5 separate regions of the Mus musculus genome follow, and regions 1, 2, 3 and 5 are each linked to region 4. The links are chromatin loops, found by intact Hi-C in ENCODE. Cell type or tissue: heart. All regions are shown on one strand.

The links. Hi-C counts contacts between places; a loop is a spot of excess contacts. Peaks named below come from ENCODE experiments on the same cell type or tissue, not always from the same donor. Only the 100,000 strongest peaks of a DNase experiment are listed, where the experiment ranks them.
Region 1: it touches region 4 in a loop (3-fold over the local background); 30 of 42 quality-filtered maps call a loop at or near these places.
Region 2: it touches region 4 in a loop (2.2-fold over the local background); 33 of 42 quality-filtered maps call a loop at or near these places.
Region 3: a loop joins it to region 4, with 2.5 times the contacts of the local background. A loop is called at or near these places in 32 of 42 quality-filtered maps.
Region 5: it touches region 4 in a loop (3-fold over the local background); 4 of 42 quality-filtered maps call a loop at or near these places.

Annotation. Positions count from the first base shown.
Region 1 is chr11:106,416,989-106,421,988 of GRCm38, reverse strand. Ern1 (endoplasmic reticulum (ER) to nucleus signalling 1) reads left to right here. Exons shown (of 22, transcript NM_023913.2): 8 at 22-283; 9 at 1,892-1,970; 10 at 3,000-3,165. Among named protein-coding and RNA genes, the nearest start is that of Icam2, 37 kb to the right of the region's middle. In heart, no CTCF peak of the experiment used is centred here; DNase peaks (open chromatin) are centred at 2,348 and 3,108; H3K27ac peaks cover 356 bases.
Region 2 is chr11:106,519,932-106,524,931 of GRCm38, reverse strand. Tex2 (testis expressed gene 2) reads left to right here. Exons shown (of 12, transcript NM_198292.3): 8 at 4,918-5,000. Among named protein-coding and RNA genes, the nearest start is that of Gm22711, 21 kb to the right of the region's middle. In heart, a CTCF peak has its summit at 2,244 (motif pointing left); DNase peaks (open chromatin) are centred at 3,091 and 4,311; H3K27ac peaks cover 667 bases.
Region 3 is chr11:106,498,333-106,503,332 of GRCm38, reverse strand. Tex2 (testis expressed gene 2) reads left to right here. Exons shown (of 12, transcript NM_198292.3): 12 at 1-1,194. It overlaps Gm36220 (predicted gene, 36220), which reads right to left and starts at 2,418. Exons shown (of 2, transcript NR_168513.1): 1 at 2,393-2,418; 2 at 2,122-2,200. Snord104 (small nucleolar RNA, C/D box 104) reads right to left here and starts at 2,342; the gene lies at 2,270-2,342. Gm22711 (a small nucleolar RNA gene) reads right to left here and starts at 2,088; the gene lies at 1,956-2,088. In heart, no CTCF peak of the experiment used is centred here; DNase peaks (open chromatin) are centred at 1,862 and 2,512; H3K4me3 peaks cover 1,966 bases; H3K27ac peaks cover 3,117 bases.
Region 4 is chr11:106,612,117-106,617,116 of GRCm38, reverse strand. Tex2 (testis expressed gene 2) reads left to right here and starts at 4,187. Exons shown (of 12, transcript NM_198292.3): 1 at 4,187-4,259. In heart, a CTCF peak has its summit at 3,109 (motif pointing left); DNase peaks (open chromatin) are centred at 2,636, 3,276, 4,006 and 4,786; H3K4me3 peaks cover 1,893 bases; H3K27ac peaks cover 2,189 bases.
Region 5 is chr11:106,268,880-106,273,879 of GRCm38, reverse strand. It overlaps Smarcd2 (SWI/SNF related, matrix associated, actin dependent regulator of chromatin, subfamily d, member 2), which reads left to right and starts at 908. Exons shown (of 13, transcript NM_001130187.1): 1 at 908-1,387. The coding sequence starts at 1,172. It also overlaps a transcript of Tcam1 not described here. In heart, CTCF peaks have their summits at 1,430 and 2,691 (motif pointing left); DNase peaks (open chromatin) are centred at 849, 1,549, 2,309 and 4,749; H3K4me3 peaks cover 2,539 bases; H3K27ac peaks cover 3,053 bases.

The DNA.
Region 1 (5,000 bases), 200 kb after region 4:
CATGCTTTGTTTGGTCTTTAGAGATGTCCCACTTTGTGTCCAATGGCGATGGACTGGTGGTAACTGTGGACAGTGAATCTGGGGATGTCCTGTGGATCCAAAACTATGCCTCTCCTGTGGTGGCCTTCTACGTCTGGCAGGGGGAGGTCCTGAGAAAGGTGGTGCACATCAACGTTGCTGTGGAGACTCTACGCTACTTGACCTTCATGTCTGGGGAAGTGGGGCGCATCACCAAGTGGAAGTATCCATTCCCCAAGGAGACAGAGGCCAAGAGCAAGCTAACGTGAGTTGGAGGAGTTGGGACAGATGAGGACAGGACAGAACAGGCAGCAAAGGACAAACTTGGCATTCTGGGACTGCTACAGTGTAATATGCCCTATACTGGGGGGGTCAGGGAATTGGCAGATATCTCTGAGCTCATGTAGAACATCAAGAGTCACAGACTTGTTTTGAGCTGGGGGATGGTGGTAGTGCACATCTTTATTCCCAGCTAAAATAGACAGAGGCAGGTGGATCTCTGAGTTCGAGGACAGCCTAGTTTACAGAGGGAGTTCCAGGACAGCCAGTGCTCTACAGAGAAACCCTGTCTTGAAAAGCAAATTACCCCCACCCCACCCCCCAAAAAACCAAACAAACCGCTGGCTCATTTCGGAACCTCAGAATGTAAGCCATGTAGTACCCCTTTATACTTCAGACTTCTCTGTCACTGCCTTTCTCTTTCTCTCTCTGCTTCTGTATTATGTTTATGGGTTTGAAGAGAAAGTCCCATTATGTAACTCATGCTGGCCTCAGCTTCCTAAGTAATGGGATTACAATTGTCTACCTACCTGGACTTCTTGAACATTGACTACAAAATATGAGGGGAGACTGTATTACAAGACTATATATTTAAAATTTTTAATACATGTCATATTCATTTTAAAAATCAGAAAAAAAAAGTATCACAGTGTATGTGACCAAAACTCAGCAGGCTGTATCCTTCATTTCTACCTGTTAAAAGCTAGGCCTCAATCTTCCTACTCCATAGATTTGTGGAGAAGCTGAAATATAATCATATTGTGAAACTGTTGTCTATAGTGAAACACCATTTAGGTAGAAGGTATTTGTAGAAAGAACTTTGGATAATTTCATAGATGACTGATCCAAGGCTCTTGACAGTAGTAATTACTGTAGCTCTGTAGGTATAGCTCCCGCTGTTTTCATGCTGGTACTAGACAGCCCTCTGTGATATCTCAGGTGGGAGCACATTACCAAGAAATATCATTCAGTTTGGATTGGAGTTTCTTTCTTTTTTTCTCATTTTGCTTTTTGCTTTGTTTGTTTTCTTTATTTGAGGCAGGGTCTCGTGAGCCTAGGCTGGCCTCCAGTGTGCTATGTGTCCTGGGATTACAGGTGTGCACTGCCCTGTACAAGATACATTCCTTTTGCTCTCAGCATCTGGAATGGAGCACCTGTTCCTTTGCTGAGCCCTGAAGTCCTCATAAAGCCCACAGCAGCATGGTAGTGCTGAGTGTAGTGCTTCTGAAAGAGTGCTGGCTCGCTCACCTGAGAAACTGGCAGCAGGTGCTAAGTGCTGAGTCTCCTGCTAGTCATCAGTGCAGCCCTTTCCTCGGCTGCACTGGTCTAGTCCAGTCTAGTCCAGTCCTGCCATTTGCAGGCAGGGAAAGAGGCTTCCCATTCTGTAGGTGATAGGCAAATCTGGGGCCTGAAGACCTACTGCCCTGTCACTCTACAGTACCCCTGCCACCTTGCTGGTTTCCTTGTGAGAGTTTCATGGCTCATGTGTGGCAGTTGACACTTGTGTCTATGCTTCTGATATCCTAAAAGCCACAGTGTATGGGGTTTGGACATAAAATGACTTAAGATGTATGTTTCTGGTTTTTTTCCTCAGGCCTACTCTGTATGTTGGGAAGTATTCCACCAGCCTCTATGCCTCTCCCTCAATGGTGCATGAGGGGGTTGCTGTCGTGGTGAGTCGAGTGTGGGACCTAAAGATGCAGTTTCTTGACTGCTTTTGTTCTAGCAAAAAGTGACATTGAGTTTTGTGTAAACGTCTGGTTAGGAAGGGGAAGTGCAGAGCTGAGTGAATCATGAGCGGCTTCTATAAATCCACATCCTGCTGAAAGCAGATGCTGACAGAAGCAGCTCCCTGAAGCCAGGAAAGACTCACTCCCTATGGCTTTGTGTTCAGATCTAACCGTCAGGCTTTCTTCCAGCCAGTCCCACCCTGCCTACCTACCACTCTGCTAGTTTTCAGGGTTGCATGGTCCAGAGAAGCACATGCTTCCCATGATCACCCAAACTTCCCTATTCTTTCTTCTGAGCTTCAGTTGCTGGTCTCTCACTTCCTTTCCCCTGCTCAATCCTTTTGTGAGTGCTCCATGCCTCCTCAGGCTTCTCCAGCCTGCTTTGAGCACTCTCACCGAGTGACTGGGACATTACACTCCTGATGTGCTTGTGCCTGGACTGGCTGGTTGTATACTGGCTGCCTGGTGAGTTGGTTGGCTGCTGCAGCAGTGAGGCCACTCCTGACTCTATCAACTCATCAGTGTCTAACAACTCAGCAGTTTATTCCACACTGTCAGTTGCGTCATCTGTGACCATATAGATTCTTACATGGTTTCATAGAATTTCTGATAGTAGCTTCTCGGAGTTCTATCATGCATGTTCTTCCTGGTTCTCGGTACCCAAACATGCAAACCTGACATGGCAGGACCAGACATGATAGTTGATGCCTGTAATCCCAGCACTTGCGAGATGCAAACAGGAGAGTCTAGAGTTCAAGAACAGCCTGGGCTGCTTGAGTTCTGTCTTAAGCAAACAATCTGAAAAGATGTCAGTAGAGTGTCCCTTGCCCAGTCCCAGGATCTTTGTGTCATGCTTTGATGGATGATGATTGTTGAGCTGCGTGAGCCACAACTGTCCCTTTAGGGAAACCTTTAGGACCTTGGGAAACCTCTCCTGCCAGCCCTGCAGCTCACCGCATCCCATCTCCACAGCCTCGAGGCAGCACTCTTCCTTTGCTGGAAGGCCCCCAGACAGATGGCGTCACCATTGGAGACAAAGGAGAGTGTGTGATCACTCCCAGCACAGACCTCAAGTTTGACCCTGGACTCAAAGGGAAGAGCAAGCTGAACTACTTGAGGAATTACTGGCTTCTCATAGGTAAGAGCTGCTTCTTGCTAGGTGGTAACATACTGCCCCCTGGTGGGCAAAAGCCAGCCCTGCTGGTTTACTGCTGCTCTTCATTGTGAATGCATTGTGTGCTCTGTCCATGTCAAGATGGTTTAGGCCTGGGAATATTTTTATTTTCAAGGAGTTCCAGGTTGCTTAATCAGGTCTCAAAAAAACCAGTTTCTCTCCAAGATTGAAACATTTGGTGTAAATTTCAGGCAATGTCTGCTCCCTGTTCCTCACAGTGACCATGTGAGGTGGGTACCCTTGTTATTTCCACTCTATAAGAATACTGGGACTTGTCATTTGGAATAGGAATCAGTGTGGATAAGAGGCTGGGCAGGACAAGTTTAAGACCTATGATGAGTGACAGTTGTGGAAATAAAGGCAAAATACTTAGCAATCTGAGGAGAAACCAGAATCAACAACCATGAAGAGTCTGCGCTGTTCCTGGGCCCTCACAGAAAGGCTCTTGGGGAGTTTCTTTTTCTCGGTCTGATTTTTTTGGTTTGTTTCATATTGTTGGAGACAGAATGTCACTATGTTACTCAGGTGACCCCCAATTCATTCAGTCCCTGTTTCCCACATACTTGGCTTCTCTCCTCCCTCCCATTTGCTAAGGCAGAGACCAGGGCCTTAAGCGTGCCAAGCATGCTTTGACTCTGGGATGCACCCTGGCCTTATCTTTTTTTCTTCTTCCCATTGTTGTTGCCCTTACTATCCTTGACCCTGGGAGTGAATTAAAGGCCTGGTTACAAAGATAAGAGGTTGAGATTATACCCCAAGGCAGTGAGTATTGCAAACAAAGGCAGAAGTGAGGGTGATTGGGTCCCTGGCAAATATCCCAAGTAACTAGAGCAGGATGGATTTTCTTAAATCAGATCTTTCCTTCCTGTGCCCTATATATACTAACAATACACACCAATTCTGATGACCTAGCCTAAACGTGAGAGGTGGTCTGAGTCCCAGCAGACTAGGTAGATGTGGGTAGAGAAAAGAGTATGTGTGGGCACAGAAGGCAGCAGGACCTGCCAGGCAATGGGTCTGGACCAGTATATGAATACCTAAGAGAGTGCTGCAGGGGAACTGGGTGTGCTGGAGCTCCGATCAGTCTATTGGCAGGCCATTTGAAAGATCCTGTTCTTTGTGCCTTTTACTTCTTCATAGCTGTGTGTGTGTGTGTGTGTGTGTGTGTGTGTGTGTGTATTAAATCTTTAGAGAACACTGACTAATACATTCACTCTTCACACATTGCTATAGAAGTACAGCAACAGCCATAGTATAGTGTTATCACTAACTAGCAAGGGCTCATTAGAATTATACGGCTACTCGGTTTTATGTACCAATGAAGGGTCCATAAACTGCCTGGCAGTGGTTAAGAAGTAGCACAAAGGAAATGTGTATGAAGGTACTGAAAATGTGCCAGAGGAGTCTCCGTGGCAGAACTGGAAAATGAGATCCCTTTAAAATCCCTTTAAATGGTCAGAGTAAGACAACTAGGAAGCCTAACAAACTTCTAAGAGGGTAGCTAAGTAAGGGTCTCACAATTCTGAGGTCCCCTTTGAGGAACTCTGTAACTGCTCAGCTTAAAATAAGGCAGTGGGAATACATAACAATCTTCTCATAGACCAGGGCCACTGTTTATACCTGTTAATGTCAAGATAGGCCCTGTGGTTCTTGTGGAAGACTGCAAGATAGTCTACCTTCACATTCATCTTGAAAATAAAGTGGATCTAATTAAATCAGAAGGTGGGGTTTGTTCTGTTTTTTGCCCCCAGCAGTGACCCTGACCTGGTGTTCAACATCCCCTAGTGCTTTGTCAAATA
Region 2 (5,000 bases), 92 kb after region 4:
CACACACACACACACACACGCACATGCACATGCGTGCAAACACACACACACACAGAGTCCTCCATTCTGGTTGTGGCCCCCTTGCATCTGGAGATGTGCTGCCTTGGCCGTTTATTAGCACTTTACATTATGGTCTGGGCGGAGCTGATTGAGGCCATCTTTATTCTTTTTTTCCCCCTGATTTTTAAAAAAAGATTATTTATTTATTATGTATACAGTATTCTCCCTGCATATATGCCTACGCACCAGAAGAGAGCACCAGATCCCATTACAGATGGTTGTGAGCTACCACGTGGTTGCTGGGAATTGAACTCAGGACCTCTGGAAGAGCAGTCAGTGCACTTAACCTCTGAGGCGTCTCCAGCCTCTCTTACCTGATTAATTTTGAGACAGGGTCTGAACTGAACTCACTGTGTTATGAAGGCTCCTCCTCTGCTTCTGGCCCCCGAGTGCTGGGATGCGTCACCATGCCCGGCGGCCATCTTTATTCTGTACCTGTGTGCATGCACGGCTGTGGAGTCCATAGGCTGATGTCACGTTTATTCCTCTCCATTTCATTTTTGAAAAGCCAGTCTCTCATTGATCTGGAGCTTACTAATTTGATTAAACCCTGGCCAGCAAGCCCAGGGAAGTAAGTCTCCACTTCTCAGCACTGGGATTACAGGTACATTACCCGGCATTTTACCTGAGCAATCGAGAGTCAGCAGGTCCTCCTTCATGCTTGTACCGCCAGCGCTTTGCTGAGTAAACAGGGCCATCTCCCCAGCCTCACCTTTAATCACAGTCTCGTACTTCCTGAAGACAGGTTCTTTACAGCACCTGTCAGTTGATGGTACTCGCCGAGAGAGCAGCACTTTCAGGGAATGAGCTGTCTATTCTTTGTGGCACCCTTCTCAGCCACCCTGAGCTCTGGGGATGGGGTGGGAAGGGGGGCTTATATAAAGACCCTCTAAAGTTTGTCATGCTAATTGTCATTTGGTTGGTGATTTGTCCCTGAGCATGGGTAGAATAACAGTATGCAGCTGTCTGTGTTCAGGATAAGGTGGCACTTCTGGTGTCTGACCCCATCTTGACATTGTCACCATATCTATACATTTTCCCAAGGTGGCAACAGGCTTCCTAGTTGCTGTTCACTTCATCTGGTGCCCAAGCCGGGGCCTGGGGCATAGCAGTGGGATTAGGCCTCTGCACTGAAGGGCACATGCTCCTGGGTTTTCAGTGTGCTGCTTGCCTGCCAGTCATTGCCATAGAAGCAGTTTGGGTTTTTTGGTTTTTTTTTTTCCAATGCAATAGCCTTCTTTTCTGCATTACAAGTACATCATAGTAATTTGAACTATTGTTTGCGATTTATATCAGTTTTAAGTTCTCAGCCCATTCTTGAGTCAATCCTAGATTGTGGATGGACCTCATGATACATAATAAGGAGTATGAAGCCAGACGCAGGACCAGAGATACAGTTCAGGAGGTAGAATGTTTACCTAGTATGAAACAACCCTGGGTTTGATTCCCAGTTCTCGATGAACTGAGAGAGGAGGTATGTGCTTACAATTCCAGCACCTGGGAAATGGAGACAGGAGAATCAGAAGTCTGGGTTCATCCTTAACTGCACAGCCAGTAAGGGCATGCTGAAACACCCGATCCTGTCTCAGACAACAATAACAACAACGAAACAGAAAACAGAAAAAGAACACAGCAAACCCGCCATAAATATCTGATCATATTTAGGTCTCCTGAGCTAGATTTCTGGTTATCTCGTATAGCCTTACCCTGTAGCAGCTGCAGCTAGAAGGATGGCCAGGGCGTACAGCCTGCTGGCTGCATGCACTCTTCCCTAAAAAGATAGCATGGTGTCCTTTGTGTGTAGGTGAGACCTCTGTCCAGAGATCAAGAAACTTACAGTGAATTCAAACCCTACTTCATGTAATGGGGCTCCAAGCCTTTCACTTGGTCTTCCTGGAGATGAGGGTGGGCCATAGCCCATGTGACTGGGGCCTGAACCACCTGTGCCCATAACACTTGTTTGTTTGTTGTTTGTTTGACAGCCAGGCACTAGAGAACTGAGTCACTAGTAAAGGGCTCACAGTGGGCGGCTCACAGCGGCTGGCACTCCAGTTCCAGGAAATCCGACCCCCTATGTACTGGCCTCTTCCAGAATACTTGCTTGCCTCCTAGTACCCATGTTGGGTGGTTCACAGCTCCAGCTCTAGGGGGTCCAGATGCCCTCTTCTGGCCTTGTCTGCACCTGCACATGCCCCCACCACCACCACCACCACACTACCACTCTTATATACATATTTTTTTTTAAAGAATAAATTTTGGAGAAAGAAAGACAAAACCTCCCATTTTGGAGGGAGTAAAAGTTTTGGTACTCTTAATATGACAGCTTTCAAAGATAATTCATGCCATTAATATTATTTGGAAACCTGGCCAGGATTTCCAAAAGAAATTAGTGTCCTTTTTATAGTGAGTTAAAATTCCTCTGTAGCCCTTTGAACTGATCCCATTCTCCTGGAAGTGGTTAAGGACTAAATGTCTTTCCTGAAGCAGATGCGCCTTTTATCTCCACAGTAACAGCATTTTGAAGAGTAAGCTAACTAATGATTTTTTTTAAACTGCTTACCGTAAGCTAGAAATGAAGCAGTTTTTCCCGCAAAGAAGATAATCACCCTTGACCTGTGCCACTTAATTAAACCAAGCCATTCATGGAGGATAATCGCATTCAGTAACAGGAAGAATTTGTTGAAAACCAATAGGAATTATTCTGCCTTTAGTGAAGAATTGCACCATTAGTACTTCCGTACGGATGGACAGTGCTTCTAGCCGCGGGGGGGGGGGGGGGGGGGGGAGCTGTTTACTGCAGTGGACTGAAACTGCAGCTATGTATGAAGAATGGTCTGAGATTAATTTCCTGCCTCCTCTTACATATTGTCACTTGTCTTATGACGATCTATAAAAGTCTGTTAGCATTTAAATAGCCACTTGAAGGATTGCATTGTGATTAAATATCCATGAGGTCTTACGGAGCTCTAAGAGTGAAAGCATCTCATGTAGCTTCGCAGGCCTGCCAGGCCACCCTCCTGTGCTGACAGAGAGTGATGTGTGCACACTGGATGCTGGGCCAGTGGCAGCCATCCTGGGGAAATGAGATATGAGCTATTGGCAGCAATATCCTCCTGATGACTAAATTCTTAAAACTCTGCCATTAAGTGATTCTCCAGAGTTACTGAGATACTCCTGGAACTCCTTTTGTTTTTATTATTAGGTAATTTCCAGAAACAAATGGATACTAAAAATATAAGAATTTAGGGGCTACACGTCTGACTCAGAGGCTAAGGGCACTTGTTACTCTTGCAGAGGACCTGGGTTCAGTTCCCAACACCTGCATGGTAGCTCACAAGCATCCACAATCCCAGGTCCAGGGCTCCAGCAGCCTTTCTGACATTCTCCTTTACCAGGCGTGCACACCGTGCACATGCTTACGTGTATGTAAAACACTTATACAAATAAAACAAATTGTTTTTCTTTCTCTTTTTTTTTTCTTTTTTTTTTGGGGGGGGGGGTGGTTTTTCGAGACAGGTTTTCTCTGTATAGCTCTGGCTGTCCTGGAACTCACTCTGTAGACCAGACTGGCCTCGAACTCAGAAATCCGCCTGCCTCTGCCTCCCAAGTGCTGGATTAAAGGCGTGCGCCACCACTCCCGGCCTTTCTTTTTTCTTTAAGATTTATTTATTTTATGTATATGAATAAGCTGTCACTGACATCAGATCCCATTACAGATGGTTGTGAGCCACCACGTGGTTGTTAAGAATTGAACTCATGACCTCTGGAAGAGTAGCCAGTACTCCTAATCACTAAACCATCTCTCCAGCCCAAAAATAAAATAAATCTTAAAAAAATTTTTAAAAAAAGTTTGAGATGTGTGTGTGTGTGTGTGTGTGTGTGAGAGAGAGAGAGAGAGAGAGAGAGCATACAATGAGTTTATTGGGCTGTCTTTTTTAAACCGTTTATTATTTGCAGGGAGGAGTTGATGGGGTGGGTGAGCTTGTGCATGCAGAGCTGGGAGGACAACTTGTAGAAGTCAGTTCTCTTCCTTTCCCATGTGGGTTCAGGGAATCAAACTCAGGTCATTAGGTTTGGTGGCAGGGGGCCTTTACCTGCTGAGCCATCTCACCTTCTTGGGATAGATGAGAAGGCTTACAAGAGTGACCCCCAACAGCTACATTACTCCTAAGCCCCAGCCATTGATGACCACCTCCCGGAAGGAAACAGTCTCACAGTGAAGTCTCCTCACTTGGCAAACAGCAGCCCCTGGGCCACCCTTCCTGGCGGTGCTGTGGGGAAGCCAGAGAGGGGGTGGGAAAGAGGAGGGAGGGAGGGAGAGAGAGGGGAACAAAGGAGGGGGGAAGGGAGAGAGAGAGGATGGAGCCCTTGCTGAGCTCACATGGACACTGAATTCACTGTGACCCCCCAGAGTAGCCACTGTGGCCACTGCCCTGCATGCAAACCACCAGTCGTCCCTCTCATGGTCTGAGGGCGGAGGGCCTTACCCTTTCCATGCCTCCATTGTTAGTACAAATCACGTGTGGGCTTTACTCTAATGCCAGCTTAAAGACGCTGAAGGGTTTATTTTGTGTGCCTGTGTGCACCACATGCATGCCTGGTGTCCTCAGAGGTCGAAAGAGGGCGTCAGATCCCTTGAAACTGGAGTTAGATAATGACTGCAGTCCATCATTCGGGTGCTGGGAGCTGAACTCTGCTGCAGAGTAGCAAGTGCTCTTCACCACTGAAATATCTTTCTAGTCCTGGAAGTACCCGTTTGGATACTGTAATTTAGATTCATATTTCTTGGGAGGCAAAAAGAAAAAACGAAAATCAAAACAAACCCTTTTTTTGTTTGTTTGTTAACTGTCTCTCTAGGACTCTGGATCGATTTGGAAATGTCTTACAATGGGTCCTTTCTGATGACTCTGGAAACCAAAATGAACTTGACCAAACTAGGT
Region 3 (5,000 bases), 110 kb after region 4:
CTCGCACCATGGCTTTTTTTTTTTTTTTTTAAGTCTACCAGGTTTTATGACAGCAAATGAGCACATTCAGAGCAAAGCTGTACAACTAGAAGGCTTCCCTTTGCCTTTTGACTCCTCCAAAGCTTTTCCTCAGGCAGCTGGTGCACAATGGAACATTTTTCCACTCTACACTTTGTACGCATGACTGCGGCCCTCCATCCTTGGAGAATGTCACTGTGGTAACCTGTGTGGAGTGTGGTTTTGTGAGCCATTTCATTGGTGGTAAAATAGGCATAGCAACTTTTTTCATATTAAATTGTGCATTTTGGAAGCAAGTAGCCATAGAACATACACACCCACACTTTCACTGGGGTGGGCTTCATGTGAACATCAGGCAAAGCCGTGAGATCAAACCATCCCAAAGACGTACAATCGCCTTGCTTTTCAACCAATCCTGACTCTTCTGAGACATGAGCGAGTGTGACAATGTCAAAACACTGTGCACAACGACCGATTGTCCCTCCCTGGTACTGATGGGACGGGGCCAGAAAGTGGGAGCCAAAGTGTTCTTTTCTGGTTTTTCTGTGTGCTGTAGGATGATCGAACGGGTTCGGGAGGTTTGTGGGCAGTCCCCTTCTCTGGTGGCCAAATGGACTTTCCTTTCTCCTCAGTGGCAAGCACTACATCCACACATGCACTTGTGACCTTTCTTTAATGTTGCCAACTTACGTTTGTGCATTTGTGTCAGAATGTTTAGTTTACAAACTCGGGGGCTCTAATTGTATAATTTGCTTTGAGGAGATCTACTAGGTTTTCTTGTTTGTTTAAAGCTGCATCCAATGTCAAAATTACCTTGAGTAACTTCTGATAATTTACTGTCTGTGGACAAAGCTAAGTTTTTTTTCTTAAACAGCACCTTGCTTGAAGATGACTTTAAAGAAATTAATATATTGAAAACTTATTTGAGTCTTTATTTTAATCATCCCATTAAAACATGACAAATTATTTGACCATTCCAGTCAGTGTACTGCTTTAATTTCTCCCATTTGCCTGTCAAGAGCCCACATGCCTTGTTCATTGGTCTTTCTCTGCAGTAACTAAAGGCAAGACTAGATAGACACACAATTGGAGACTGAACTTATTAAGCTTAAAATAATTTGGGAACTTAAAATCACTTGCATTGTCTCACAAAATAAATATTCATGTCAAACACCAGACAAGCATGTTATTTTTTAGAGAAACCCACAGGACCGTGAATGCAGAGACCCTCACAAGGCTAGTTTTAGCCACCTTTGCTAGCCTCCAGCACTGTAGAGGTGGGAACTAAAGAAATCCATTATTACTTCTTATGGAACCAGAGGGATAACCTTGTTTTCTAGAAAAACTGGTCAGTCTATGGAACCTGTCCCTTAAAGCTTCCTTTCTGTTTTAATCCAAAGTTTCATCTAACTACTTTGTTCTAATTGCTTACTAGTAAGCTCCAATTAAGCAACTTCACTCAGGAACACTAAGAAGCCTCTTTAAGCCGGGCGTGGTGCGGATTTCAGTTCGAGGACAGCCAGGGCTACACAGAGAAACCCTGTCTCGAAGCCCCCCTCCCCAAAAAGAAGCCTCTGTAATTCAGTTTCCTTCTAGGTCGGTGGTCTCAGTTATTCAAACACTGGGGACGCAACCTCTGGCATATCTGCACTCTGAGGCCTGACTTAATTAACAGCCTCTCCCCCCTTAAGGCTTCAGTCGCCCCAAAGCCCGTGTGCCAGATGGCATCCATTCACCTCCAGGGCTCCTCCCATTCCATTTTCCTGTAGGCAGGACATCTCAAGTACTGCCCACGCTTGGGGCAGGGACAAAGGACAGTACAGGACCTACTTTATCAAGTTATCACTCGGGCCAGTTACTCCAAAACCTAAGCCTATGGCCTGGGCCAACACCATCTGCCCTCGACTCCCGAAGTGCCGTGTAGTCGGCTGCTCTGAGCCTGTAGCTAGCGGTTAAAAGGGCCGCCCGCGAAGGGCAGGCGGCCCCAGTTATGCGCTAGCAGAGTGTTATGGCGCCGCAGCTTAACCCCCGGCACCACGAGAAGGTGGGCCGGGGGCTCAAAGGCAGCGCGTCGGCGACAGTGACACACAAGACACCAGCGGGGTTATTTAAACACTTTATTCAGAGGCTCGGGGAAAGGTGGTAGAAGTCCACGCTGTCTGCTGTCCTGCGCAGGGCAGACCTGAAAGAGAAGCGAAGGGTGAGGGTACGAAGTCGGCTGCGCCCGCCACCTCCCGCTGCCGGTGCGGTCGGCTCAGATTACGATTCGCATCACCCGGATCAGCAGTCTAACGCGTGCTATGTATGGAGTGTCATCATCGCCGGCCACCCAGCTCAAACCGTGCAGCCTCAGCTTCCTCAGAGAACACATTACCTTAGAGCAGTCCCCGTCGATAAGAGGCCGGAATGGACGTGTGGCCTTGTCTTAAAGAAAGCGTCCGGAAGTTATTGGGCGGGCTCCTGCAGTATTGACCAGTAGGAAGCCAGCTTTCTTGTCACGTGCTCAAGAGCGACGGTTCATTGGCTGGGCTTTCTGAGTCCTCCAGCGTGTAGATAGGTCCACCAACCATAGAGCTGGGACGAAACTGCGAGTTTCCAGCGTCTTGCTTTTTCGGGGAGACGGGGGGGGGGGGGGGGGGGGGGGGGGGGTGGGATCCCTACACCTAGGTTGATGTTGGGAAAAAGAACCGAAGTGCCTCTTGGGTTCAAAGGATCCGCAGCCGTAGGAGCAAAGACTGAATACGCGAGCGAATACTGATTTGATGAGGGGACCTTTCTGGTCCTCAGTTTGAGATTATCCTCCCTCGGCCTGGCTTCATGACTCATCTGTAATTCCAGCACCTGAAAGGCTTAAACGCCCAGTTTAAGATCTTTATTCTGTATATTGTGTGCTCGGTTGGAAAGGTGTGTGTTGTAAGCTGGCGAGGATGCAGAGCTTTGCTCCCAGTTATGTTTGGGAATAGAATGAGCAAACCATTTTTGAAAAAGGAGTTAAACAACTAACTTCTTGTAAACATCCACTTGCCAGGTGACCTGTTAATACCTGGGAGTTTACTCAAGAGAAATTAAGACCTGTACACACATAAAATCTCATGCATAATTGTAAATAGCATATTATTCAAAAGCAGTACCCCACAACTGAGAATATGCAAAGGCTCTTATGAGAAAATATAAATTTTGTTGTCTATACAACCAAATGCTATTTGACAAAATACAGTAATCCTTTGATAGGTTTAATGGTTGGAAGTTTCTAGAGGCCCACTGAGTCATCTCACCTGCTCCTTTTTTTATTCAGAGAATGTCTTGCTTGAGTAGACCAAACTGGTCTTGAATTCATAATCTTGCCTCAGCCTCCCTAAGTGCTGAAAATCAGGAATGTGCTCTACCCCATCAAAGAGATTTATCATTTTTGGCTTTATTAATATTCTCTGCTTTAATTGTCTGTTTTGTTTTGTTTTGTTTTTTTAAACTCCTTTCTGAAGAGTTACAGTTAGAGGTATGTACCACCACTCCTGGCTCCTCTAGTTTTGTTTGTTTGTTTTTTGGGTTTGTTTTTTTGTTTTTTTTTTTGTTTTTTCCTCCTAGTCAGGGTTTCTCTGAATAGCCCTGGCTGTCCTGGAACTCACTTTGTAGACCAGGCTGGCCTCGAACTCAGAAATCTGCCTGCCTCTGCCACCCAAATGCTGGGATTAAAGGCATGCGCCACCACGCCCAGTTTAGATTCTTAGATTATTAATGGAGACCTTTCTTCTTTTCTAACCGCCCATTAAAAACTATCCTTTTCACACTAAGGATTGCTTTAGCGGCATCCCACAGATTATATTTTGTCCTCATTTATTTAGGAGAATGATGTTAGCAGGGTGTGGTGGGACATATTTACAAAACCAACATCGGGAGATAGAGGTGGGAGAATCAGAAATTTAAGATCAGCCTCGGCTACTTAGGGAGGACATGGACAGACTGGGCTGTATGAGACCCTGCCTTGTGAACACTGAGGATCTGGAGAGATGGCTCAGTGGTGTGGTTACACATGAATTGAGCTCAGTCAGGCAGCTGGCAAAGTTAACTCCACTTCCAGTGGATCTGATGCCCTCTTCTGGCCTTCACAGTGGGGGGGTGGGGGGAGGCGGAGTGGAAGGGGTTGGGAAGTAGAGGTGTGTGAAGGAGGCACAACAGTGGTTCACAGCAGGTGTTTGCATATAACCTGGAAGCCTCTGCACATCAGAAACCCAGAGGGTCTGGGCTTGGCACTCCTGGCTCTGGGCCACTGGTAAAGTTTCCATTGATGTCGACCCTGACCTGCAGTCTCCATAGAACTGGATTATCTACTTACTCCTAGCCGCATTCTGCTGTAGGCAGAGAGTTTCAGTTCCTAACTGCACGGGTCTCTAGCTCTGCTTATAATGCACACAAAGCTGGCCTGCTTCCCTTTGAATAAGAGAGCTGAGAGATGCACAGAGGGAATGAGGACCAAAAGCTGCAAAATGTCCAGTCTTGGAAGGGGCATGTTGTCACTTTCCACAATTTACTGATCCCTTAGAGCAAGCCTGGCACAGTGGGGGAGGGGCCCACCAAGGAGGTGAGTACCAGGGCACGGGCCTTTGGGAATGCCATCTCAGAGGTTTGCTGTCATCTTACAGGCTTATTTTATTGTTCAGCACATGGTCTATTTTTGTGTATTTGTTGCTGTTGAGGGTGATGCTCCGTAAGTCGCATGAAGACCAAAGCATTGCTGGTGTTATTCACATCTCCAACAGGAGTGAGTCTCTACCCACTGAAGCACCTTCTCTTGCTATAAAGCATTTGGTTTTGAGCACTTGATGACAGCATCCCTAGGAGCTGAGTACAGGGAGAGAGCAGAGGGGTCAGGGGACACCCATCAATGCATAGGACAGCCTCTATAGCCCAGGGTTATCTGAACAATTAAAAAAAAAATTAAAACACCTGGCCCCAAAATGTTGATTGTGCAGAGACTGAAAAAT
Region 4 (5,000 bases):
TAACTAGCTGTCCCTGTCCCAGATACACCATTGTTCCTCTGTGAGCTTCAGTTTCTACACCTGTATACCCAGACACAATCCTTTTTTTTTTGTTTGTTTGTTTGTTTTGTTTTTTGTTTTTTGAGACAGGGTTTCTCTGTGTAGCCCTGGCTGTCCTGGAACTCACTCTGCAGACCAGGCTGGCTTCTAACTCAGAAATCCACCTGCCTCTGCCTCCCGAGTGCTGGGATTAAAAGTGAGTGCCACCACTACCTGGCTTCTCTTTTCTTTTTAAATTACCTTTATGTACTTTGTGTGTGTGTGTGTGTGTGTGTGTGTGTGTGTGTGTGTGTGTGCCTGTGCTACAGTGTCTGAGGACAATCTCTGAGAGTCAGTTCTCTTCTCCCACCAGGTGGGTCCCAGGGATTAAACTAGATTGTTAGGCTTGGTAGTGGACATCCATGTCAGGGGAGTCATCTTGATACCTCAAAATCTTCACCTTTAAAAAAGAAGGGCCTGGCTGGGCAGTGGTGGTGCACGCCTTTAACCCCAGCACTTGGGAGGCAGAGGCAGGTGGATTTCTGAGTTCGAGGCCAGCCTGGTCTACAGAGTGAGTTCCAGGACAGCCAGGACTATACAGAGAAACTCTGTCTCGAAAAACAAACAAACAAAAACAAAAAAATAAAAATAAAAATAAAAAGAAGGATCTGGGGCTGGAAAGATGGCTCAGCAGTTAAGAGCACTGACTGCTCTTCCCAAGGTCCTGAGTTCAATTTCTAACAATCACATGGTGGCTCACAACCATCTGTAATGGGATCTGATGCCCTCTTCTGGTGTGTCTGAAGACAGCAACAGTGTACTTATATACATAATCTATCTATCTATCTATCTATCTATCTATCTATCTATCTATCTATCTATGAAAAAAGGGCTCTTCCCAGCATTCACACCAGACCTTATTGTTCTTGGTTTGATGTTATGTTGATGGTTAGCTGATCAGTCTAATATTTGTGGAAGGCAAGGAGGGTGACGGTCACTGTTTCTTGTTTTTCTTCTAAGATGATGGCTTGGGACAAGTGGCCAAGAAGAGCTTCAAGCCGTGTCACCACTGAAACCCATGCTTGCCATGCAGTTCTGGGTGTCGTGGAGCAAAGACCCCAAGGACCACTTGACAAAATCAGAGTTGGAATTTAAGAATGTAAAGCCAACCAGCAACTGCCTGGAGAGAACAGATCTCACAGAGCAGCCCTGACTGCCTTTGGCAGGGAGCTTTTAATGGAAAAACAAAACAAAACAAAAACCCAAAATCCAAATGCATATCCCCGTTGGCAGCTGCAGGAGGAAGTGGAGCAAGCTAACAGCTTAACAGAAGCAAAAGTGTCAGTTAGCCAGGGCGCCTTGACCTCAAGTCCCTGTGGTGGAGTTTGGTAATTTTCTAAGAGACTTATTCATAAAAGGGAATGTAAGTGGGCTTGGGGGGGTGGGCTGTCAGCTCTGCGCCAGACCTTAGATGCCTGCAGGACACACAAGATGGTGGGACCTTGGCCCCGCCACACAGGTACTTCTGATTAGATTCCTCATTTCTCGAGACAACGATTTTCTCCCACCCCCTTTTTTCTCCCTCTCCTCTCGTCTCCCTGCTACTCTCTTCTGGGTTTGGATATACAACCCAGCTGGCCTCAAACTCTTGGGTAAGCTTCTGCCTCAGCTTCCCTGGTGCTGAGATTCCAAGTTCCAAGAGAGAGCATTACATTCAGCAGTTGATTGGTTCCTTCTAGAACCAACCAGGAGTGCTTCTGTGCACACCTATGAGGGAACTTCTTCTTCTTCTTCTTCTTCTTCTTCTTCTTCTTCTTCTTCTTCTTAAAGATTTATTTATTATTATATGCAAGTACACTGTAGCTGTCTTCAGACACCCTAGAAGAGGGCATCAGATCTTGTTACAGATGGTTGTGAGCCACCATGTGGTTGCTGGGTTTTGAACTCAGGACCTTTGGAAGAGCAGTCAGCGCTCTTAACCGCTGAGCCATCTCTCCAGTCCCTGAGGGATCTTCTTGATTAGATTGTGGGGAACCTTCTGCAGAGGCTGAGATCGGAGGGGGTCTGAGGGAATAGTTTATGCGGTTTGCCTGCCTGTCTTGGCCTCTTGATGGTGAATGCTCTTTCTGCTGCTGGGATCCTTCACCGACATCAGGACCCAATGTCTTTGAATTTTCAACACGGACTGAAGACCAGTTTCTCACCGAGAATCCCTCAGCCCTTTGATGAAAGACAGGGCCTACTGATTCATCCAACCTCATGGCCTGAGCTTCTCTGACTGTATTGTGTAAGCCAATCTGATAAATCCCCATTGTTTTCTGTATCTCTGACATCCATTCTATTCTCCCAGTGAAACTTGACTAATACAAGGGCTGGCCTCCAAATCCAGGGCAAAGACTTCTGGGTCACACAGGTGTCTGGGACACTAGGACTAGAAGTTGAATTCAGCCAGGAGGGTAGGCAGTAGGACTGGATGATGACATTGGAATGTGGTCTCAGAGGGGCAGGGTGTCCTTCTGGGGTTGACTGGTCCTAGTGCGGGCCATGGGAGGGTGTGTTTGCCATTAAATGCTTATGCATTATCTCACTGGTCAGAGAACAAGACTGACTTCCTTATGTGCTAGGTCACAGCCTTGCCTTTCCTCTTGGAGGAGTTCCAGCTGTCATCTGTTGCGTCTAGAGCCCGTCAACATTCAGTTCGTGCTGTGTCACATGCAGGGGGCCAGTCTGAGCTCCTTTTTGGTCTCTAGGTTTACTGACTAGCAAGTCTCCCAAACATATCATGGATTTTGATTGTACAGAGGAATCTAGCTTTATTTTCCGCCGGTTGAGTTTTAATTTCACAGCAATGAGAGACTCGAAAGAGTATGGCCCCTAGCCGGGCGTGGTGGCGCACGCCTTTAATCCCAGCACTTGGGAGGCAGAGGCAGGCGGATTTCTGAGTTTGAGGCCAGCCTGGTCTACAGAGTGCGTTCCAGGACAGCCAGGGCTACACAGAGAAACCCTGTCTTGAAAAACCAAAAAAAAAAAAAAAAAGCATGCCCCCCCAGAGCGCCCCCTACTGGAATCTCCTGGGGAAAGAATGTTGAAAAATAAACGGCCCAGACCCAGTCATTGCAAAGTTGAGACATGCTAGAGTCCTCTGGGATGGGCTGATGCTGAAGTTTGGGACCCACTCATTTAGAAGGCAAAGTTGATAAGCAAAGACACTCTCACAACCTGCCCCTGTGCTATGAGGGACCTGCGGGACCTGCCTACCCTCTGCCCCCTCCACCCCTCCCTTTACCCTGTAAGGAACTGATGGGTGTAAAAATAGCCTCCACCATTCCAAGCACATTTTAAGCGAGAACTCATTTTTAAAAGTCACCTTCCTTTATCTGGGCCCTAGACACGATCCCTCTAAGGTAAACTTATGTTATCCAGGTGTAGTGGTGTATGCCTATAGTCATAGCGGTAGAGGCAGAGGCAGGAGGCTAAGAGTTCAAGGCTATCTTCAGCTACATATCAATTCTGAAAACAGCCTAGTCTACAGGAGACCCTGTATTAAAAAAAAACCCAAGATCATAATATATGATATATTTACGTCACACGAATTCTAGGCGCTAATTCTACTAATCAGTTTGCGATTGGTTGTTACGGTCAGGTGTGGAGGAGGAGCTCAGACATCCAGTTTCTGGAACTAGCAGGGATTGATAAAGTCCGACGTCCTCCTAAGACCTCTGTTCCTAAGAATCTGCCTAGCCAGACAGTTTCCCTCACGGCTTGGAGGCACTTGTTGCTAAATTGCAGGAAGAGGAAATTAAGAAATGCAAAGAGCTGGGGAAAGCGCCTCAGTTTCAATTGGGAGAGTGCAACGCTCGCTCCTCCCACTGGGATTCTGCCAGGTAACCCGCAGTTTTTCGCGGCCTCCCCTTCTTTCCAGTCCGCAGCGCCGCAGCCCCTTTAACAGCCCTGACCGATCGCTGGCCGATCCTCCAGGCCCGTCGCGGGCGCGCGGCACTGGCTGGATTGGTCATGTCTGGTGCGCGGCTGGCCCCGCCCCCTCCGCCCTGTGGTTGGGCGGTGGGGGCCGCGGCCGCGGGGCGGGTCCGCCGGCGGGGCGGGACGGCCGGTGCCCGGGGGCGGGCGGGCAGCAGCACGGCGGCCCCAGCCAGAGCCGGAGCTGGAGCTGGAGCAGGAGCCGCGGCGGCCGCCAAGTACGGGCGCCGGTGTAGTAGGATGAGGCAGCCAGCGGATCCGGGGTGAGCGCGCTCCGGGCCAGGTGGGGCGACGGGCGGAGCAGGCCCTGACTGGGTGGCCCGGCTACGGGACACCGGCAGCTCCCGCAGCCGTTGGCGCAGCGGGGCTCGGTCCCTTCCACACTACCAGGGCTCGGGACGCCGGCATGGGTGGCCCCGGGAGAGACCTTCCCTGCTTGGGGGCCGGGCAGGGCGGAGTCGCCCCGGGGCGGGAGGTGCAAGCCGTCAGGTCCCAGCCTAGCGTCCGCGGCTCGGTGTGGGTCCGGGAAAGCAGCATTCACACGCTCGTTGAAGGAAAACACTTGTCACCTCTGTGCGTGGGGCCCTTGCCGTCCTCCGCCCCCTGGGCCACCGTGGGAGAAGCTTGGGAATGGAGGAGCGCGGTTACTTTTGCGCGAATCTGTCAGTGGCTGTCGGCGCCTCGCTTGTTTTTCTCCCAACTCCTGGCGGACACCGGGGACCGAGGGGTGGCTTGTGTGCTTTCAAAGGGAGGTGGCGGCGTACCAAAAACCGGGGAGATCGGAAGGTTAACAAGTGACATTGGGCTGAGGCCTAACGCTAGCTGCCCCGCTGGGAGCATGGAGATGACGGTGGTGGAGACCGGGGGACCGATGCAGGGACAGGAGCTGCCGGCTCCATTGCACCACATGCCACTCCGGAGTGCCGACTCTACGCGCGGGAGTTGGTGCAAGGGAGTTTTTCCCCCACTGAAAAACGATTTTTGGAAAACTTAGCCCCTCAGTG
Region 5 (5,000 bases), 340 kb after region 4:
AGGTTCTCAACTTTTCTTTTCTTTTTTGGTTTTTCGAGACGGGGTTTCTCTGTGTAGTCCTGACTGTCCTAAAACTCACTTTGTAGACCAGGCTGGCCTTGAACTCAGAAATCCACCTGCCTCCGCCTCCCAAGTGCTGGGATTAAAGGCGTTTGCCACCACGCCCGGCTGATTCTCAACTTTTCAAAACTAAGTCCTATACAAACTGGATAAAACTTATTTCAGTACCTGGAGTTCTCTCAGCATGCAAAATCCCTTCACCTAAAAACATTTTCTGCGAATTACCAGGCTTCCTTAAAGAAAGGCACGGGCAAGTTAGTGCAGTTAAGTACTCGGAGTTGGGCCAAGCCAAGCTTTCACTCAGCTGGGTCACGTCTGGGGCCGCCCATGTCCTTGGAAGCGCGGAGCAACCAATACAGGCTTCTGGGGGTAGATGGGTGGGTGGGTGTGGGGTGCCTTATGCCACCGGCCCCGAGATGGGCTCTTAAAAAGTGGTTGGCGGCTTTCCCGCCGCGGATCGCTTATTTTTAAGGCTTGAAGACGCAGAATTGACGGAACTGTTTTGGATGGGCCATATCGGGGATCTCGCCGAGGCAGCAGCACTACGGAGCAAACAGCAAACACCTAACAGTTCGGACGGCCCTACGCGACCTTCGAACTCTGACCCCACGCCTTTCTCCTCCGCGCTTCCGCGTGCAGCTTCCGCTCCCGCTCCTCCGGGAAAAGGCCGCCTCCCCCAAGGGCGGGGCTCTAAGGCCGTCAGTTATGGGAGGTGCTGGTTTGAGGCGGGTCTCGCGAGGGCGGGATTTAAAGAGGCATTCTCGATTGGGTTGCCGGGCAGGGGCGGGGCCTGCAGGGTCTAGGTTGGGCGGGGCTGGGAGTTCGTAACCGCCTCTGGGTAACTGGACTCCGGCGATCAAACCTCCGGAGGCCGGGAGAGGCCTGCGGGCTCGCGGCACATCCCGGATCTGGAGTATCCCTGGCAGGAGCGGAGTCAGAGGGGCCGCGGGATCCTAAAGCCGGGCTGCAAAGAACTTGCGAACTTGGAGTAGAAGATCCCGGAACCCGGTAGTAAAATCGGGAAGTCCCGGATCGCGGAACGTAGCTCGCGGAGCGGACTCAACACGGAGACCGGAGGCCGGATCGCTGCACCGCGGGACGGGACAGAGTGATGTCCGGCCGTGGCGCGGGCGGGTTCCCGCTGCCTCCGCTGAGCCCCGGCGGCGGCGCCGTTGCCGCGGCCCTTGGTGCGCCGCCTCCGCCTGCGGGACCCGGAATGCTGCCCAGCCCGGCGCTCAGGGGCCCGGGGCCTTCTGGAGGCATGGGGGTACCGGGGGCCGCCGCCTTCCGCCCCATGGGCCCCGCTGGCCCCGCGGCGCAGTACCAGGTGAGGAGGGCAGGCGAGCGGCGCCGCGAGGGCGCTGTGTCGGTCTCCCTGGGGCCTCAGGTGAGGACAGGCGGCCCAGGGGACACTGCAGGAGGAACTGTCGAGGGCTGGTGGCGGGCAGGCCAGAGTCCCTTGGTTAGTGGCTCGGGGTTGGAGGCAGTGTTGGGGAAAGGGTGAAAGCCCTCTGCGGTGGAGGGCTTGAGCAGTTAGAGGAGTCCCGGGGCTTCTTGGCTCCGAGTAACTTAGAGATGGAGGCTTCGTGAGATCTAGAGAATTGTGGGCAATCAGGTTGAAAGTGTAAGACAGGTCCCGGAGTGGAGGTGAGGGAGTGACCCGGGATGTGGTGAGGAAAATTTGGAAGAGGGTCGTTAGTGAGAAAACAGGGTTACTCTTTCTTTGGCCTCGGTCCCACTGCATCTCTGCCTTGGCTTTCTTTCTTTCTTTTTTTTTTTTTTTTTCTTCCTAGTTGGGAACTGGCAGAGCGTTAGTATGTCTGAGATGGCTCCCAGCTGCTCAAGTTGAGGAGGAAGGAAGCCAGGCTTCCTACGAAATGGGAGACTAAAGAGATTGGGCCCAGATAACTCCAGGATAGATTAGAAATAGCTGTGTCCAGGTCTGAAGAAGGCCCGATCCCATTAACAGACCATTCAAGATATCCTCTGTACGGGGCTTTCCTTCTTGATGCCAGTGTCCAGTAAAGTTTGGAGGAGCAGGGAGGCTTTGTGGAGTCCTGCTGGTCTTGGGCTGCACAGGGTACTGCCCTGACCCTTCTGTCTTGGCAGAGAGCTGTCTCAGGTTGCAGCATCAAAGGCCATTGACAAGCAGAGACAGGACCCGTGGTCAGTGCATTGGGAACTCAGCCTGATTCTGCATGTGGCGCTCCTCATTCCCCAGAGCTCTGGTTCAAGTGGCTCCAGAATGTTTGGGAATTTTGTTTTGCTTTTGCATTTTGGTGCTGAGCATGGAATCCAGGCAGGGCTTTGCACGTGGCAGACGATTGCTGTATCAGGGAGCTGCACCTCCTTTCCTGGGGATTGTGCCCATCCTTCTCCCACATCCTTGTCACTTTTGTTACTTGCTTTTTGATACAGGGTCTCATATAGTCCAGGCTGGCTGTGTAGCCAAAGCCCACCTTGAACTCTTTTCTCTCAAGTGTCTGGCATTACAGTCACACACTATCACGCCCAACCTCTCTTTCCTTATCCCTCAGGTTCCTGACAAGGCCATATGTCTCTCAACCTATGTGCCAGAGAGGTGAGAGGTGTGCACTGTAGCTTGCTCTGTCCCCTGCTGGTGTCTCTAGGTAGAAGTCTCAGAAATAGATCTTCATGATGTATGCATATTCCACCCAGGAATCAGATTTCTTTTTTTTTTTTTAAAGATTCATTTATTTATTATATGTAAGCACACTGTGGCTGTCTTCAGACACACCAGAAGAGGGCATCGGATTTCGTTACAGATGGTTGTGAGCCACCATGTGGTTGCTGGGATTTGAACTCGGGACCTTTGGAAGAGCAGTCGGCGCTCTTAATCACTGAGCCATCTCTCCAGCCCAGGAATCAGATACCCAGGAGATACCTAACTGGGGGTCGGAGTGGGGATAAGTGACCCCCTTCATTTCAACTCCTATCTAAAAAGAAAATGACGAGTTTGGGTATAAACAGAGATAGACGTGGTTCCAAGGATACTAGCGGGGTTTATCTTTCCCATGTGGCTTTCTTTGGAGATTCATGGGCCTAGTATATCACTGATGAGTCTCTGCGTCAGCCCTTGGCTCTGCTTGTTTAGAGCTGGTCTGGAAGCTTCCTACAGGCACTGGGGATGTCTGTTTGGTTGGTTGGTTTTCCAAGTCTCTCTATATAGTCCTGGCTGTCCTGTAACTCACTATGTAGACCCATTTCCTTGGAAAGCAGCTGATAGAGAACATGCCATTGGGAAAGCCCCTGTTGAAGACTGGAAGATGGATTCCTGCATATTTTGTAGAGTAGCCTTGGGTCTATGCTGAGGCCAGGCTGGCCAGCCAAATGGCTGCGGCTGCTAGTTGTGAGAAAGGAGATAGCCTTGAATCTGGGCATCCCATACCAACTATGTTTCCTCTCCCCCTCCTCCTCCTCCTCCTCTTCCTCCTCCTCCTCCTCCTCTTCTTCTTCCTCTTCCTCCTCCAGGGAAAGGCAGGGGAAAGGAGGGAAGGAGAACCCAGTTAGCATTGGTTGAGTTTGAAGGAGATCCCGCTTGCTTCTTCCCATGTCCAACTTCCAGCAAGTCTTGGGATCTGAGGCCAGAGGGGCTCCTGGTTAGAGTTCTTGGGGTGAGCAGACTTGTGTGCTCAAGATGAGCATATTGGGGAGCCTGCTGAAGTAAATTGATAGCCCACCTAACTCTAGAGGCTTTTTCTAGTTTTGGAGTATAGTTACCCTGAAGAGCTTAACAAAACCTAGTGTGCATTATTGCAGGGTTCACTCAGCTCAGAGTTTAAAATACCTCTGTTCATAGGGTCAGGGTATGTCCTCCAAATGAGGCTCTTAGGTTCAGGCAGCTATCAGAAGGACCAGGGCTACAGATTTGGAGGAGAGCAGAGCATGTTTTGTTTTGTTTTGTTTTGTTTGTTTGTTTTTTTTATTTTTTTGTTTTTTGTTTTTTTTTGTTTTTGGTTTTTCGAGACAGGGTTTCTCTGTATAGCCCTGGCTGTCCTGGAACTCACTTTGTAGACCAGGCTGGCCTCGAACTCAGAAATCCGCCTGCCTCTGCTCCCGAGTGCTGGGATTAAAGGCGTGTACCACCATGCCCGGCAGAGCATGCTTACTTGAGCCCTACATTTTTTTTCTTTAAAAAAAAAAAAGATTTATTTATTTATTTATTTATTTATTTATTTATTTATTTATTTAATGTATATGAGTATGCTAGCTGTAGATGGTTGTGAGCCATTATGTAGTTGCTGGAACCCTACATTCTTAACCCAGAGATGGCAGAATCAGGCCTAGCCTACTAACCTTGTCTTGGTGGTTATAAAATCAAGCCTAGAATGTGGGGTTGGTGCTTGACCAAGTGGAAGTTACTGTATTCTGGTGTCCTGGGGATGTAAGCAGGCCTGCCTACCCCCATGGTGGAGCAGGCTGGCAGAGAGGCTGAGAATCTGTGGCGGTTGACTTTGTTTTGTTTCTAAGTAGGAGTTACTAGCTCTTCAAAGCCCAGGTGTAGAGCTTGACAAAGAGGAAACTAGGACTTGAATTGTGAGCAGCCTTCCCCTGAGGCTGTGGGTGAGCTAGGGGCCTGGAGCCTGAGCCCCAGAAGTCTAGAGCAGATGTCTGGGTGGGGCCTATCCCAGGCCTGCCTGGGCTGCCTTGCCTCAGGATTTCCTGGAGGGCTCAGCCGTACTACAGGTTTTATGAACCCCAGTGGAGAGCTTTTTGGGGGGAGGGCAGAGCACCGCAGATTATATCTGCAGTTACTCTAGGAAAACCTCAAGTCTGGAGTGATGATGGGGGTCTCAGGTTGTGGCCACCTGAGGTTTTTCTTCTGTCCCCTCCCCCCTTCTATAATCTCTTGCTCTGGCTTATTAGGGCAGAGAAACAGGCTGTCTTCTGCCTTTCAGCAGCATTGATGAATTTCTTCC